Regions from separate parts of the Homo sapiens genome. Here all the other regions are linked to region 2. Evidence: chromatin loops called from intact Hi-C (ENCODE). Cell type or tissue: endothelial cell of umbilical vein. All regions are shown on one strand. Each heading gives the region's core, and the rest is flanking DNA. Links, peaks and the distances in the headings are about the cores only.

Region 1 (5,653 bases), core at 740-4,739, 52 kb after region 2:
CCTTTTTTCTTACATTTATTTAGTTGTCCTTTTCTCAACTTTAAAAATTTTATACTTTATTCACTTTTTTATGGAAAAAGTGGAAAAAGAGTTTTATTTTTGTAGAAAAAGAGGATTGTAAAAATACAGCATGAAGTAGATTTTCTACAGTGTCCTTTGAGGCTTTTAAGTAAGGATTCAGAATATTTTATTTATTCTTATTTGATGAACTGCTCTCATTTCAACCACATAACAAAATCAGACAGCATGTGTTGATTAGGGTTTTAAGCATTATTCAAATTGACTAAGAAAATTACACTTTCTTCAACATTTATTGATATTTCGAAAAAGAATATATAGTTATGTGATCTCACAAGTCTCCTAACCAAATATACCTTTCTTTCCATCATTGCAGGTCACTTGACCCTTACCTCTGGCTGTGGGGTAGTAAGTGTACTTGGCTGGGGATGTTAAGAAACTTTAATTCAATTCTTAGGGCATGCAGTAGGAAGTCCTCCTTGCCCTGCTGCCACCTTACAACCCCACTCTAACGTGACATCTCTTGCCATGCTACATTCTTACCTTGTTCCTCAGACCTGCAAGCAGATCGTTTTTAATGCCTGGACTCTAGTACTTCTCTTTTTTTTTTTTTTTTTTTTTTTTTTTTTGAGACGGAGTCTTGCTCTGTCACTCAGGCTGGAGTGCAGTGGCGCGATCTTGGCTCACTGCAAACTCTGCCTCCCAGGTTCAAGCGATTCTCCTGCCTCAGCCTCCTTAGTAGCTGGATTACAGGCACACGCCACCACGCCCAGCTAATTTTTGGGTTTTTAGTAGAGACGGAGTTTCACCATGTTGGCCAGGATGGTCTCAATTTCCTGACCTCGTGATTCTCCCACTTCGGCCTCTCAAAGTGCTCAGATTACAGGCGTGAGCCACCGTGCCCGGCCACTTCTCTTGATCCCATGTCTACTATCACTCTCCACTGAAGGTCAGTCTGCCTTGGTCTCCATGGCCTTCTCCAAACTGCCCAGCAGATAAGAGACTTCTGCTTTTAACACCATCCTGAAAGGCTGGGTCTTGTTATTCATTGACAGATTTTCGTATGTTCATTTATGCACATTTACTCATTCACCAGGCATGTATAAAGTACCAATTTCGAGTCAAATAGTGTGCTAGAAAGCAGAGATATAAAAAAAAAATACAGCAGAATATGGGTCCTTCCTTTTAGTGGCATAAAATGTAGTGGAAGGTGACCCACGGACATGGACCTGAAATGACTAAATCTAGATTCTTGGGTCCTGAGTTCTGATATGGCATCCTGAAACTTCTTGATGGTTTTGCTAATTGCTTACCTTCATGGTCACGTGTAGGATATTTCTATGATCTCCTAATTTTACTTTCCCTTTGTTTAACTTGATCTGTCCCCCCGTTTTTGTTGTTGTTTTTTCAATGCCTGCCTCTTTCCTGTCAGGTCTTAGTTTCTCATACATTGCTCCTTCTGCTGCAGTTCTCCCTATACCTGATTATACCACAGGCCATATCTTTAACATATTAATTTTATATGTGCTTTGTTCATGCAGAAAAACCAGTTCAGGAGCAAAGATAGCATATGCATATCTATTATTCACTAAATATATATCAAAGCTGCCCTGAAGTTTTTTTTTTTTTTTGCTTTATTTTATTTGAAGTATCAAACTTGAATTTATAATCATCTTTTTTTTCTGAAAAAAAAAAAGATCAAGAAAGACTTCCAGGAATCAAAAGAGTTATATCCTAAGATATCTGGAAATTTTCCAAATTTGAAATACTGTTAGTAAAGTTAATTTTCCCTAAGAAAAGATAAAGAAACAACAATTAGAGAACAAAACTGTGGCACCAAGATGTGAACAAAGGGCACTCAAATATGTATTGCAACAAAAATGACAAGTGATCACCCACTGTGTTCCCATGGGTAATTAGCAAGTAGAAGAAACTGTGACAGTTAAATCCAAGGATACCCAGGGTCTCCTGCACATTAGAATCTCATTGTAATGTGACAAAGTAAGGCCCAGGATGATTTCTAAAGTGGGCCATTGGTTTAGGTTTACGAGGGAATTTACTGTTGTGAATGAACATCAGAAGGAATTTATCCTGCTCTTTCCTCTATAACATGGTTCCTAGCATGCATCCCAGGGGTGGCATTTGAGCAAGACTCTAGTGTATTATTACAAAGTGGAGAGGAAGTAACACACTAACTGGACTCGCTTTTTAAAGCTTCTCAGAGTAAAACCTTGACACAATGCCAGACATCCAGATGAAAACTGAAGAAAAACAAAAACAATCCTCCAGATGTTTTCCCTAAGTAAATGAATAGTGATTACTGTTCTTATTCTTTCTTTTGGGGAATAACTCATGCAGGGTAAGAGGAAAAGGACCAGATGAAATGTCAGTGTCAACAAAGGCCAAGTTGTCCCCTTAACAGGAAGACAATATGGGTGATACTGGGTGACCCGGACAGTGTAAAATAATGAATCACCAAAACCTCACCTTAAAGTATGGTAAATTGCATTTTTAGCCCAAATGTCTTACCTCACTCTACATCCGTACCTTTAACCATTTAACTCATATAACCTTGTATTTCCTCCTACTATAGATAGAGTATACTTCCCTGACTCTTGACTCAGAGCACACCATGTGACTTGCTTTGGCCAAGCAAGGAGACATTAGCAGACATTATTCATGCAGAGGCTTGAAATGTGCTTAGGTAATTGGATTTACCCACTTACACTTTGCCCTGGCCATGAGAGGAACTATCGAGGTAGCTGACTGGTCCAGGGAAGAAGAAAAACTCATGGAACAAACCTCACCCTAACTTGAAGCTTAGAGCCTAAACCAGTCCAGAGCAGTTCGTTTCCAGTCAACTTGCAGATGTGTGAGAGAGAATAAATAATTGTGTTTTAAGCCACTGAGTTTTGGATTGGTTTGTTAAACAGAATTATTATGGAAATAGTTGACCTCTACTGTAAAGCCAAATCAGACTGGAGTTGAGTAGATGTCTGAAAGAATCAACATGAAGAATCAAGTCTCCACAAAGATATAGATCTAAACTTATCTGTCTCTCCAGCTTCACTGCCTAATAAGCTCTATTTAGCTTTTTGAGTCTGTCATAATATCCTACCTCCAGTTTTTGGATATGTCAAGCCCTTCCATACATCAAGGTCAACAAAGCATAAACAAAAAGCATATGCTTAAAAAAAAAAGTATCTCTGAACAACTTACTTCCCATTCCCATCCATTGCTTGAATGTCTTAACATAGCCATTACCTTCTCAGCTAATGGGATACCTTGGTCCTTAAGGTGTGCCTCCAGTGGCACTAAGTGGGAGCTCAAAAATCTATGGGGCAGCAGATCAATAAAAAATATTCTATCGATGACAACACAATTTATGCAATTTCCTGTAAGTTTGAACAGGTTCTAAATGAACATATATGCAACAGCAAGTTTCTTGGTAAAAATACTCAGAAATACAATAAAAACATTTTTTCTAGTAGCATTTTTTATTGAAACAAATATTTGTACATGTTAATGGGATACATATGGATACATACATGATATTTTGTTCCACACAGAGACTGTATAAAGATTAAGTCAGAGTGTTTGGGATGTCCATCACCTTGAGTATTTACCATTTCTTTGTTCTGGGGTCATTTCAGTCCTTTCTTCTAGCTATTTTGAAATATGCAATATATTGTTAACTATAGTCAACCAGCTCTGCTTTTGAACATTAGAATTTATTCCTTCTAACTCTATGTTTGTACCTATTAACCAACCTCTTTTTTATTCCTCCCTGCCTTCCTCTGCCCTTGCCCACACATACCCTTCCAGCCTCTGGTATCTATCATTCTATTCTCTACCTCCATGAAATTAATGTTTTTATCTCCCTCATATGTGAGAACATGTGATGTTTGTTTTTCTGTCCAGGGCTTATTTCACTTAACATAATGACCTCCAGTTCCATCCACGTTGATGCAAATAATATAATTTTTTTTTTTTGTTGTGACCAAATAGTCTTCTATTGTGTATATATACCTTATTTTCTTTATCCATTCATCTATTGATAGATATTTATATTGATTCCATATCTGGGCTATTGTGAATAGTGCTGTGATAAACATGTGAGTGCAGTTACTCCTTTGATATACTGATTTCTTTTCCTTTGGATAAATACCCAGTAGTGGAATTGCTGAGTCATATGTTAGTTCTATTTTTAGTTTTTAAAAAAATCTCCATACTGTTTTCCATAGTAGCTGTACTAATTTACATTTCCACTGACAATGTACAAGAGTTCCCCTTTCTCCACATCCTCACCAGGATCTGTTATTTATTTTGTCTTTTTAATAATAGCCTCTCACAGGACTAAGATAATATCTCATTGTGGTTTTGATTTGCATTTCTCTGATGATTAGTGATGTGAAGCATTTTTTCCTATATCTGTTGGCCATTTGTATGTCTTCTTTTGAGAAATGTCTATTCATGTCCTTTACCCACTTTCTTTCTTTCTTTTTTTTTTTTTTGAGACAGAGTCTCACTCTGTCACCCAGGCTGGAGTGCAATGGTGCGATCTCGGCTCACTGCAACCTCCGCCTCCTGGGTTCAAGCTATTCTCATGTCCCAGCCTCCTGAGTAGCTAGGATTACAGGCACTTGCCACTATCCCCAGCTAATTTTTGCGTTTTTAGTAGAGATGGGGTTTTGCCATGTTGGTCAGTTTGGTCTCGAACTCCTGACCTCAAGTGATCCACCCTCCTCGGCCTCCCAAAGTGCTGGGATTACAGGCTTTACCCACTTTTAATGGGATTTTTTTTTTCTGTTGAATTGTTTGAGTTACTTGTATATTCTGGATATTAGTCCCTTGTTGTACAAAGAGTTTATAGGTATTTTCTACTATTCTGTAGGTTGTCTCTTCACTCTGTTGATTTTTTTCTTTGCTATGCAGAAGATTTTTAATTTATTACAGCCCCATTTGTCTTTTCCTTATTTTTGTTGCCTGTGCTTTTAAGGTCTTAGTCATAAAATCTTTGCCTAGACCAATGTCCTGAAATGTTTCCCTTATGTTTTCTTCTAATGGTTTTATATATTGGTTTTATATTTAAGCCTTTAATCCAAATTGAGTTGATCTTTATGTATGGTGAAAGACAGGGGTCCAACTTTTTTTTCTGCATATGAATGTCCAATTTTCCCAAAACCATTTAATGAAGAGGATGTCCTTTCCTCAAGGTATGCTCCTTTATTGAAAATCATTTGACTGTAAATACATGGATTTAGATTTATTTCTGGACTCTTTATTCTGTTTCATTGATCTCTGTGTCTGTTTTTATACCAATATTATGCTGTTTTGGTTACTTGAGACTTAAAATATATTTTGAAGTCAGACAGTGTGATGACTCAAGTTTTGTTTTGTGTTTGATTGCTTTTGTTATTTGGTTTCTGTTTTGGTTATATATAAATTTTAGGATTTTTTTTTCTGTGAAAAATGACATATTTTGATAAGGATTGCATTGAATTTGTAGATTGCTTTGGGAAGTATGGTCATTTTAATGATATAAATTCTTCTGATCCATAAGTATAGGATGTTTTTCCATTATATCCTCTTTAATTTCTTTCATCCATGTTTTTTCATTTTTCTTATAGATGTC
Region 2 (5,653 bases), core at 650-4,649:
CAAAAGGAAACAACGTTTAGGGTGTGGAGCAGTGAGAGAAGACTGGAGTATGAGAAGTGAGACACTGTCAAAGGGATATTCTGCTGACTTGCAATTTTGCTTCTACTATATTCAATCATCTTTAAATGAGTCAGCAACGTAATTGGAAGCAGTTGCTAAAATAGCCAAATAAAATAATCAGCCCTGTCCATTTGAATATTTTGGAGGGGTGAGAGAGAAAGAGAGAACATTTATAATACGTGGCTTTCCACACCACTGCTCAACCAATTTCACCTGAATTCTGAATAATAAAGATGGGATTGTTTTACTGGCTTTGTGGGATAATTGGCTCAAATCATCTGTGTATTTCATGGAATATTATGCCTTGATCTAAGAGAAAATACTTAAAATATTTATTTTCAAGTAGAGATGACCACGTGTGTCATTCCTGGCTGAAACATGAATGCAGCAAAAACAGGCTGTAACTCTATATTCATGATTTAGGATAGAAGCTGACATTCTCGGGGACTTATGTTGTGCCAAGCCCTGTGCTAAGAACTCGCCTGCACATTTCATGTCATCCCAGCAACAATCCTTTGAGATTGGTACCATAATGATCCCCTTTTCCACATATGAGGAAAGAGATGCTCCAAGAGGTTCCCTAACCTACCCAAGTCCTCACTGCTAGGAAGGAGTCAGACCAGAAGTTGGGCAGCTCTGTTTGAGTCCAGAACCCATGATCTGCTCACTATGCAATACTACTGCAGCCAGTCAGTAGCAGCAGCCATCACTGCTATGTTTCCTATGGATGCAGAGTAAAATGAATGAAAGAACAACAGGGTCTCTAGTGTTGGAAATATTAGTCAAGAGATTTGTAGTTCATTCACATATTGCCAACTCCAATTTTGATATCCGATTATAGCAGAGTTGTGGAACAGTGGCTGAAACCAGGAGTCAGCATCTGTGGTGCTGGCCTTGGCTCCTGCTATGAGTCCTTGGAAAAATCATTTAGGCTACCTGGATCCAAGTCTGTGAAATGAAGGGGTTAAACGATCTTATAAGTAATAAAGCTTTTCCAGCTCTAACATTCCAAAAGTCTTAAAGTCATGAGAATATGAATCTTCCTCCACCCTCCCAGCAAATGGGATTAATTTTCAACATGTTCTGTGGCACACTCCAAAGTTGCCTGCCCAATGACGTAACCCAACATCAATGTAGGTCTTGTAAATGGACTTTGGCCGAAGGAAAAGAAAATCACACCAGCTGGCCGCTTGGCAGCAGACGAAAACTTGCAAAAAGGTGGGCAAGAAAACACTTTGCTACCATTGCTCCAGCCTGTTTTCATCCAATGTATTTTCTCTCACAGATTGTCTGAAGGTGCAAGCCTCCAGGATTTCTAGGTGGAAATTGCATCGTGCCTGGTTATAGCTCTTCCAGTGGCCTGTCTTCTGGACTTAGCAATTCCCTCAAGCAGGAAAGTTTGTTAAGAAGTGGAAGAGTGATTTGCATGTATATGTGTTTATTTTTCACAAATACTTTTATAAGTGCTGAGATATGGGGTTTGATGCTCTCCTAAATCGGGTTGCCTGATGAAACACAGGGTTGAAGTTAAATTTAAATGTCAGGTAAATTAGGAATTACCTGGGCTATCCTTATACTAAAAAATTATTCCATATCTGAGTTTTTATTTGATAAATAGAGCAGCCTTACTCATGGAAGAAATAATATTTTATTTAGCTTTTTGATCAAATGTGTCATAAGCTGGAACATTGATAATTTGGACTTGCAACTATTACTTTCCCCATTTCAATACTCTAGTGTTAAGCATCTGCCATGCTGTCGACGTGCTTTCAGTGGGTGTGTTTTTGTTTAAATTTCTGAGGTTATAAGTTTCTTCTTTTTAAAGGAACACACACATACACCCACCATGAAACTCATTCATAAAATCAAAGAGATCCTACGCATTGATATGAGGACTTCTAAAGAATGTAGCATATTTTGGCTAACATCTGTGACTGTGTTCTTTGAACTAATTGGGAAATATTGCATGCTGGCAGGCTTTAATCGAGAAATATGTTTTCTTTTAAGGGTGATTTGTCTAATTGGCTGTAGAAATTCTTTCTCTCTGCTTCAGAAAGCTTTTTGCCCATTTGCTAATAATTCAGCTTCCCCACCCTTCCCCCACTCCAAGGCTGATGTTACACAGGGTTCCCTGAACTCTGTTCAGAATTCTGTCTTTAAGCAGGACAAGGGTTCAGACCTGAATCAACTCGAAACAAGGCATTTCACCTTTCTGCTTGCAATGACCTCCTTTAGACAAGGTGTTGGAAGAGATGATCTCTGAAATTCCATAGTCTACCGTTTCTGATCCAAAGTAGGGAATGGCCTGGGGAGTGGGAGGAGGATAAATCAAGAAAGTATAAAATAGGGTGTTAGTTACAGTTTTATTTCAAAGTTCTCCTAACCTGGGCCCTTTGGGTACAGTGAGACTAGGTTGCCCCAAAAATCTGTGTGAAAAAAAACAACTTCTGTCTGTTTCTTAAATGCCTTCTGGATTCCGAAGAATTTAACATTTTGCTATAAAAACATAATATTTAGCTATAATATTAGAGACTCCAAAAATTTTGTCTGTATCGTCCTAAATATCAAGGTTTTGAATGCATCTTAATGTGTGAGGAAAATTTTCAAGTTGATGCTTGGCAAAGGAAAGGTGAAATCCAAGAGGTCACACAAATGAACAGAGAAGCTGGTTCAGGTGACTGTATTAATGTGGAGAGCCAGACAATTGGCTAGGTCAGGAAGCCGAATGAGTCATACTGACTCATACTTTCATACCACTGCAAAGACAATGCATATGGAAGGACTGCGTGATCTGTTCTCAGACTAGATTCATTTCTAGTTTCATAACCTTCATTGCCCTTAACACAGCAGACAGGACACTGATGTCATCGGCAGGATGCTACAGAAAACAGGTGAAAATAAACATTGATGCCCTTCCTCCGCCAAACAGTCAAACCCTGAAGAAAAGAGGAGGTGCGAGTCTCATTATTTCCTTTCGAAGGGTAAAAATCTAGGTTACTTTTTCCAAACATTCATTTTGGTGAGAAAATCGGTTTGATTTCTAACTCAGAGACTCATGTTTGATGTTACTGCAAAATAGTTAAATGCATAGAATACCTCCTAGAAAGAAAGATTCCACACTGCTACCTATACGGGAATGATGTGTAACTCATGTTTCATCTAAAAACTCAGCTTTTTATTATTTATTTATTTATGGGCTAAAAAGTGCATGGCTGAAATATCCATTTAAGATGTAAACCTTTGTCACAATAACTGTTCTTCCACCTAGTGAAATCCCAAATATTCCTTTTTTAAAAAAACTGCAGGCCAGGCACGGTGGCTCACACCTGTAATCCTAGCTCTTTGGGAGGCTGAGAAGGGCAGATCACGAGGTTAGGAGCTCGAGACCAGCCTGACCAACATGGTGAAACCCCATCTCTACTAAAAATACAAAAAAAAAAAAATAGCCGGGCATGGTGGCACGTGCCTGTAGTCCCAGCTACTCAGGAGGCTGAGGCTGAGGCAGGAGAATCGCTTGAACCCGGCAGGTGGAGGTTGCAGTGAGCCAAGATCGTGCCACTGCACTCCAGCCTGGGCGACAGAGCGAAACTCCATCTCAAAAAAAAAAAAAAAAAGTGCATAGAGTATATTTGACTCAGCCCTCTCCTAAGAAATGGAGAAAAAACAAAATTCATGGAAAAGGATGCTTCTTGGTGGAGAGGACATGCACTGGACAGATTTACTACTGGGAGAAGTAGCTTTGAGAGGCTAAAAAGTCATCCTTACAGGTCCCTGCCAGGTGTTGAAATCACTTCTGATTGAGATTTGTCTAATTTTTCATGACCCCTCTCTTCCCTTTTCTTCATTGAAAATAACAGCAAGTTGTTTAAAAGGCATAAAACTTGCCACTTCAGGAGGAAACAAATATCTCTAGTTCATTCCAATTATCATTTATTAATTACTACATGAGTGGTTTGTTTAGTTTAGTCTTCAGCGTCTCTGGTAATTTCCTTTAGAGAGTCAAGCTAAAATTTTTTAACAAGCAAATAGCTGATTTCCAAATAAGTGTGTTCCTATGAACTTTTTCTGTTTCATTAGTGTTCAAAAGATGTATCTAATGCAGTTTTTAAAATAAATGTAAGTTTCTGATATCTGATTTGTGCTGAATTTTTCTCTTTCTTTTAAGGATAATCCCCTATCATATCCCCCACAATTTAAACCTAATCAACCTAAGGAAAAAGAAAAGAGAAAAAAATAGCATTGCATTTGCCTTATGGATCTTTTCAGGTACTTACTACAGGGGTCAGAACTCTATGAGGAAGCCATGTTTTCTCAGCATTGTCACCAGTTAGCTTTGTTTGACAAATGAAATTAGAAACAATGTGAACACAGTTCTTCTAATAGTTCATAAATTCTTAAAAAAACAATGACAATTTCAAAGGATTTTTATTTGAATGTTTTAAGTTTGGCATGGTATTGAACTTTTAAAGTATAGACTTGCATATTCTTTATTAGCTAAACCAGCCATGACTCTATAATTGTAAAACCCCGAAACATTCAGGGTGAACCCAATAGGAAGAAAAACAAAAAACAGCCGCATTAAACTTTGTCTTTATTGCATTTATTTATTATTACCAGATACCAGTGGTATTAATGTATCACCAGTGGTGATAGAATTATGAGACTATGATACAATTATGAGACTATGTCTAAGGAGAACAATGCAGTAATTTGATAAATAAGAGATTATTGAAATTAAGTAAGCCTAAAAAGCATTTAAATGGTGATATTAATATTTTAAAACAAATGATAGCCAAGCCAGCAAGAGATTTATAGTTATAAATAGATATCTGTTTTACATGTATCTTTGTTCTGAAAAATTGGGATAATTACTAAAAAGTTTCTAGGAAAATAAGTATATTAGTCAGATACCAACAAGGTAAAGTGGAAAACCAAACTAGTTATTGACTTGAATAAAGTCATTCTATCTTCTACCTCCAAGAATAAAAACAAAAGCATATAAACATAAGCATAAAAACATAAGCATATAAATACAAATACCAAATTTACATCTCAATCATCAAACATTTCCAGAAGATAGATATTTTTGAGGGCGTAGTGTTTATCCTTGTTTAAACAGGAAAATAAATGGCCTTTGAAATAAAAATGAAGTGCTTTATTTCTCATAAAAAACATTCTTGTGATGACCAGAAGAAAGCTACTGACTAAATTCAACAAAGATTCAAATATTTCATGACACTTCTAGGTCACATTCACACATATTTTCATTTGCTTTTCTACAATAAATTCAAGTGTGTAAATATGGAGTTAGCATGAAAGCCTGATGAAAAACTAGGTTTTCAACTTTATATTGCTTTATGTACTTTCTCCTCTTGATAATTGAAAATTCACTTTTGCAATTTACATTTCAAATCTATTAACAGAATACAAACTGCTATACCTACATTATTACATGCTCTCTTTCCTACCCAAGTAACTCTAGCTTCCCTAAATTTCTCACATTCTTCTGAATAAAAAGAGTCAGGACTAACTATGAGGGAGAAATGATCATTTTTGCTTTTACACCTTGACTTGAATAAATTTTCTGAATAAA
Region 3 (5,653 bases), core at 740-4,739, 280 kb before region 2:
TACATTTTAGCTGGGAACGTGGCCAAGAATGACCCTCACAGCTGGATCAGGCCACAGGTTTTGGCCATTGAGCTCTAAGTAGAAGTCTCATGTGAGACTCTTGAGTTCACTGTCTTTCTCACTTCCTCTTTTCCACTGGCTGGAATTCAGGGATGATGGTTAGAGTTTGAATCTTTATTGTGGACTGTCAGATAAGTGTCACAGGCTGAAGATAGGATGGTGCAACAGCATGAGAGAAGGAGCCAGTTCCATATGACTTTGTGATGCCATTCTATCAGTCTTCCATCTTCAGACCATGTGTGTGCATGTATGATGGAAATATACTTCTATAAAGTTAAGCCATTTTAAATTTTCTGTCACTCACAGTAAACCCAGTCCTAACACACACACAACATATGTAGCACCATTGATGGTCTTATCACAGGCGTATCTTCATTTTTTCTCCCCTAACTATGGCCGTCTTTAGGCCCTGAGGTTTTAAAACATGTGGGGGAACAGGTTGATGCTGGCATGTGTTCCATGCTCTTTCACTCATCATGTTTCAAGTAACTAACAGCTGTTTCCATGGTTCCGCGTGCTGGTTTCATCTTCTTTCTTAAACCTCTCTCAGCTCATCCGCCAGCTGCCTATCCTGGGGAAGACAGCCAACCTTCTTGTCCCGTGGCAGCACTGGGTCAGAGTCACTCTTGGAATGCAGGTGGAATTAGTCAGGAGAGGGGTTCCTGCCTAGGGAGGGTAGATGAGGGGCCAGTGGCTCTACAGCTCTTACTTCTTAAATGTCACCTCTGCTGCCATGCTCGGCAGATTCCATTAACTTATTTCTCAGTGGTGGCCCTAGCCTCCAATCCTTCAATCCATACTGCAGGGGGCTCACAGATTGACAAAAGGTGAATACTGACAAGCATGCAGTGGTTACTTATTGACTCACTGTTGTTTATTTTCTGCTTTTTCAAGAGGGCCCATCGGAGAAGCTTGGAAGGAGAGGCAGCTGCCACCCTACTGGTAGTGCTCTATCCCTCCATCGTTCTGTTGGTTAGCTCTTCCCTCTGTTCCTACACGGCGCTCTGCCCCAGCTACTGCTGCTAGCCTACATTTCTAGACTACCCAGGATTCATCTACTGCAACTTTAAGTGAAACAACATAGAACTAAACCAATGTTGTTTTTTTTTTTTCTCATCAACATTATAATGAAACAATGTTGAAAGAAATGATATGATTCTAGGGCCTGCAGTACATTTTGCTTAAAGTCGCAGTTTCTAAGAACATATTGGAGAAGTTAAGTGAGAATTTCTGCGCTTGTACATTCTTCTTCTCATGTGTCCACACAGAGAAAGGAGGTAGGATGAGGATTCTTAACTGCCACTTTATAGAAAGGAACCCTGGGCTCAAAAAAGTCAACTGGCATAAGATCATACCATGAGTTAGTGGCAGAAGCAAAACTAAAACCTAGGTTTTTCAAGTCCAGTAGGGTTATAGAGGCTTAAGTCTGAGAAGGAGGACCCTAACGCTTACAACTTTTGAGCAATGTCATTTAACTTAGGCCCAGCTTGCTCCTCCTTGGTCTGATAATGTTGCTAAGAGAAGGCTTCTGGAGTAGTTGAAAGGACATGGCCTCAGAGTCAGGGAGGTGTTGATTGGAGTCCTGCCTCTAACCCAGACTATCTATATGACTTTGAGCCCATTTTTTAACCTCTGAACTTGGGGTTTTTTGTTTGTTTGTTTGTTTTTGTTTTTGGCACAGCAGAGAATTACAGCAGTAACACATCTGTTTTCCGGCAAGCTATGAAGATTAGGACTAATATGTAAAGAGAGTGGCACATGTTAGGAATTTGATATATGCTAGAATTTTTTTTTTTTCTTTTTTTTGAGATGGAGTCTTGCTCTGTCTCCCAGACTGGAGTTCAGCGGCTCAATCTCGGCTCACTGTAACCGCTGCCTCCCAAGTTCAAGCGATTCTCCTGCCTCAGCCTCCTGCGTAGCTGGGATTACAGGTACCTGCCATCATGCCCAGCTAATTTTTGTAGAGATGTGGTTTCACCATGTTTGCCAGGCTGGTCTTGAACTCCTGACCTCAGGTGATCCGCCTGCCTTGGCCTCCCAAAGTGCTGGGATTACAGGCGTGAGCCACCACGCCCGATCATATGCTAGACTTTTACCTCAATTCAGCTGACATCTGTTTATTTCCTGCCATGTTCAAGGACCTGTGTTGGGTGTGGTACAGCCTCAGGGCTGGCAAGCCTTGGGTGTGGCACACCACCTGTGATAATCAGCCTCTTCATCCTTTCTGGTCCTCTATCTCTCCACTTGATCTGAACATATCAATGGGTGTCTGGGCATAAGCTTCCTCAGATGAGAGTTGGGTCAGGCCAGTGCACTCACATCTTTTTCACATTTTTCTGCAATGGGCACAGTTTCCAGAGTGAATATCTGGACACATTCTATAAAGTAGTCTCTCAAAAAAACCACACAAATACTTGCAGCATTGCTCTGGATTTCTCATTGAAATGGATGAATCCGTGATGCATGAAAAGGCTGTCAGGCAGGCTGAGGAAGGCTGAATGCTGGTATAAAGCTGGGCATCTGTTACTCCACACCCCAATGTGCAGTCTGTTCTCCTGGGTGAAGCAAGGCTTGACTAGACAAGCAGTACCATTGTAAAGTCCTGACAATAGACAAGCAAGAAGACTTGGCTGTGATGAAGAAATCTTCACCCCCTTTGAGTTTTAAAGGAAGGGAAGCTGGGGTCCAAGGCCTGCCTTATTAGAGAGAGACAAATCACCCAAACCAATCTTTATTATGAATGCCGAGCTATTGAATTTCCTCTGCTCTGTAAAGCCTATTGATTTTGTGACAGTCAAAGATAAGTTATGCCCATGAAAGTTGTTTTTTTCTTCCTTTTCCTTCACAACATATTTTTTCAGACATATTGGCATTGGGGATTTAAGTATAACTGTTATTGGTTTCTTTCTATTTAAATGTAGGTCAGTGCTCAAGCGAAACTAAGAACCATTTTTACTGTGACTTCCAATGCAAAATAAATGAGGCAAGAATCTCCAGACCTGGGGTCACTCTGTTATGTTATTTCAATCTCCAGCAGGAATGCTCCAGGCATCTCAGGCATTTCAGGAATTCTGACATTAGCAATGATCCACTTATTCACTCTTTGTCCTCTCTCTACCACACCACTCTCCGCTTATTGACCTGTATTCCCTTCCCACCAAGCCATACCATAAGATCAGTCAACCAAGGTGTCGAAAGGCAACACTTGAAAGAAGCACTTGCTGCCATCTAAAATGTCTGCAGTGTGAGTATGCATGAGTATATTCTGTATCAATAAAACATTTCTTACACTCTAGATGTGTCTTTTTAAATGAGCAAATTTCATTTCCACACTTCACAAAGATAGTGGCTCCTCTCTTGATAATTTATTCAGAATTCTATAATATTATAAAAATACTTTGGCAACGCATACACAAGCATGTAAAAGCAAAGCATCATGGCTCACACTACTGACTTTTAAAGAAAATTGTCACAAATATATTCCAGATGGCAATAGCATTTATGATGGCTCAGGTACCATTTTAAATCACAAAGCTTATAAGTTACTTTAAAAATATTTCTGAATGTGCAAGTGTCAAATAAACACAAACGAAAGTCCTCTTATATATGCAGTGGACTTTAAGCCCTGATTAATACTCACCAATGTATTCACTCATGCATTCATTCATTGAGCACATGGATATTGAATACCAACTATGTTCCAGGCATAAAATAAGAACATTGTGGATTAATCTCTCTTTTCAAAATTATAATGAGCTTGATTTTACAATTTACTGGCTAGAAAACCTGCATTCAGATTAACCAGAGAAACATGGAGGCAAGAACTGTCGTCACATTCTCTTTTCCCCCATTCTCCTACTTCCCTTAGAGGGAAGACCTTCTGTTTCAGTGGAGTAGACGGCTAGGGAAGATACTTTGGTAGAGCTCATGAAAGCAGTGCTCTCTGTGACTATTCCTCCCCATCAATATGCATAGAATGGGTTTTCCCAAGTCAACTTACCAAAAACTTTTTATTTTTTTTTTCAAATAAGAAGCATATCGGCCGGGTGTGGTGGCTGACACCTATATCCTAGCACTTTGGGAGGCTAAAGTGGTCAGCTCATTTGAGGTCAGGAGTTTGAGACCATCCTAGCCAACATGGTGAAACCCCATCTCTACTAAAATACAAAAATTAACTGGGCATGGTGGCAGGCGCCTGTCATCTCAGCTACTGGTGAGGCTGAGGCAGGAGAATCACTTGAACCCAGGAGGCAGAGGTTGCAGTGAGCCGAAATCATGCCACTGCACTCCAGCCTGGATGGCAGAGCGAGACTCTCTCTCAAATAAATAAATAAATACAGAAAAATAAGAAGCGTCTCATGAGGAAAAAAGGTAAAGTGTCATTCCAGCTGGCAGCCACACATCTATTTCCAAGAAAGTATAAAATCCACTTGACATTTGACCATGAATGAGAAAGAAGGGCTTTTGCCCCCTTCACAAGAATTAAATCCTTTTTTATGCTTACAGATTAATTGAAGTACACACACTTGGTAGTAGAGGTGTCAGAAAGTTCTGCATACTCAAATTTACTTATTTTAGACATTAGACCCCAGGGTCAAATGGTCATAAGAAACATTATCTGAGGCTAGACGTTATTTTCAGGAATCCTCTTTCAAAATGTATACCTTCTGATGGGAACACTGATAATGTGGAGATTTTATGCTTTACAGGAGAGAGGAACATTCTGTGACTTGGGCATTGGTCAGGAGGGCAAGCACAAGGAAGGAACTGCAACAAGGAGCTATGTGTAGCCAGCTTCTGGGGCAGATAGCAGGGCCTCTGATGAATTACAAAATAAATAAAAGAAGGACGAAAGGTCATAAAAAGAAAACTTTCTTTACAATTTTGTTTAAGACTCACTCTAATCATTACCTCATCCTACCATATCCTTCCAAAGGGTGGTATTATAAAAGAAGATGTCTAAGAAAATTGTTTCTAATGTTCAGACTCATTAAACTTAATTAATTTCATATTTTTACTCTGCAGGGAAATGATTCCCACAATTCTACTTTGTGCATAATTTATCTCTGGTTGTCTTAGATTTTTTTAAATCTCAGACTTGGTGATTCTCTAACAAAAGTGTTGGGAAAAGAATATGGATTTGAGACTCAGACAGGTTAGGTTTAAGTCTCTCATTCGATACTTGCCAGTCCTTGGGCAAATTAGCTAACCTTTCAAAGTCTTCATTCATTTGCCGATAAAGCCAGGTATACCTCTTATTTCTAAATGCTATTGTAGTGAAGAGAAATTTTAGAAAGAAGGGGAGTGGGTGGGAGATTGACAGAGATTGGACTATAGCTTCCAACAATATCCCCTAACACTTGGTTAGGATAAAACTTACCAGCCCATTGTCATGTGACTTATCCATGCTGACCCTAACATCCTCATTCCATTGCCTTCTGGCCTGGCTTGGCCATGCAACTTGCTTTAAACAGTAGAATATGAGTGGAAGTTATAGTTCTGAGAAGAGACTTTTATAGGTAGCATGGCATTCTGCTCATTCCTCTTGAGATTCTCCCCTCCACCATAAAAAGCACACCCTAGTTAGTTCTCC

The links. Peaks named below come from ENCODE experiments on the same cell type or tissue, not always from the same donor. Only the 100,000 strongest peaks of a DNase experiment are listed, where the experiment ranks them.
Region 1: a loop joins it to region 2, with 3.0 times the contacts of the local background. A loop is called at or near these places in 3 of 110 quality-filtered maps.
Region 3: it touches region 2 in a loop (5-fold over the local background); 2 of 110 quality-filtered maps call a loop at or near these places.

The regions. Positions count from the first base shown.
Region 1 is chr2:150,078,959-150,084,611 of GRCh38, reverse strand. No RefSeq gene overlaps it. Among named protein-coding and RNA genes, the nearest start is that of LINC01818, 88 kb to the left of the region's middle. RefSeq lists a silencer at 971-1,171. In endothelial cell of umbilical vein, for the core only: no CTCF peak of the experiment used is centred there; DNase peaks (open chromatin) are centred at 2,291 and 4,241; H3K27ac peaks cover 1,248 bases.
Region 2 is chr2:150,130,970-150,136,622 of GRCh38, reverse strand. No RefSeq gene overlaps it. Among named protein-coding and RNA genes, the nearest start is that of LINC01818, 36 kb to the left of the region's middle. In endothelial cell of umbilical vein, for the core only: no CTCF peak of the experiment used is centred there; a DNase peak (open chromatin) is centred at 2,872; H3K27ac peaks cover 2,505 bases.
Region 3 is chr2:150,408,536-150,414,188 of GRCh38, reverse strand. No RefSeq gene overlaps it. Among named protein-coding and RNA genes, the nearest start is that of RND3, 76 kb to the left of the region's middle. RefSeq lists an enhancer at 2,542-3,431. In endothelial cell of umbilical vein, for the core only: no CTCF peak of the experiment used is centred there; a DNase peak (open chromatin) is centred at 3,118; H3K27ac peaks cover 2,555 bases.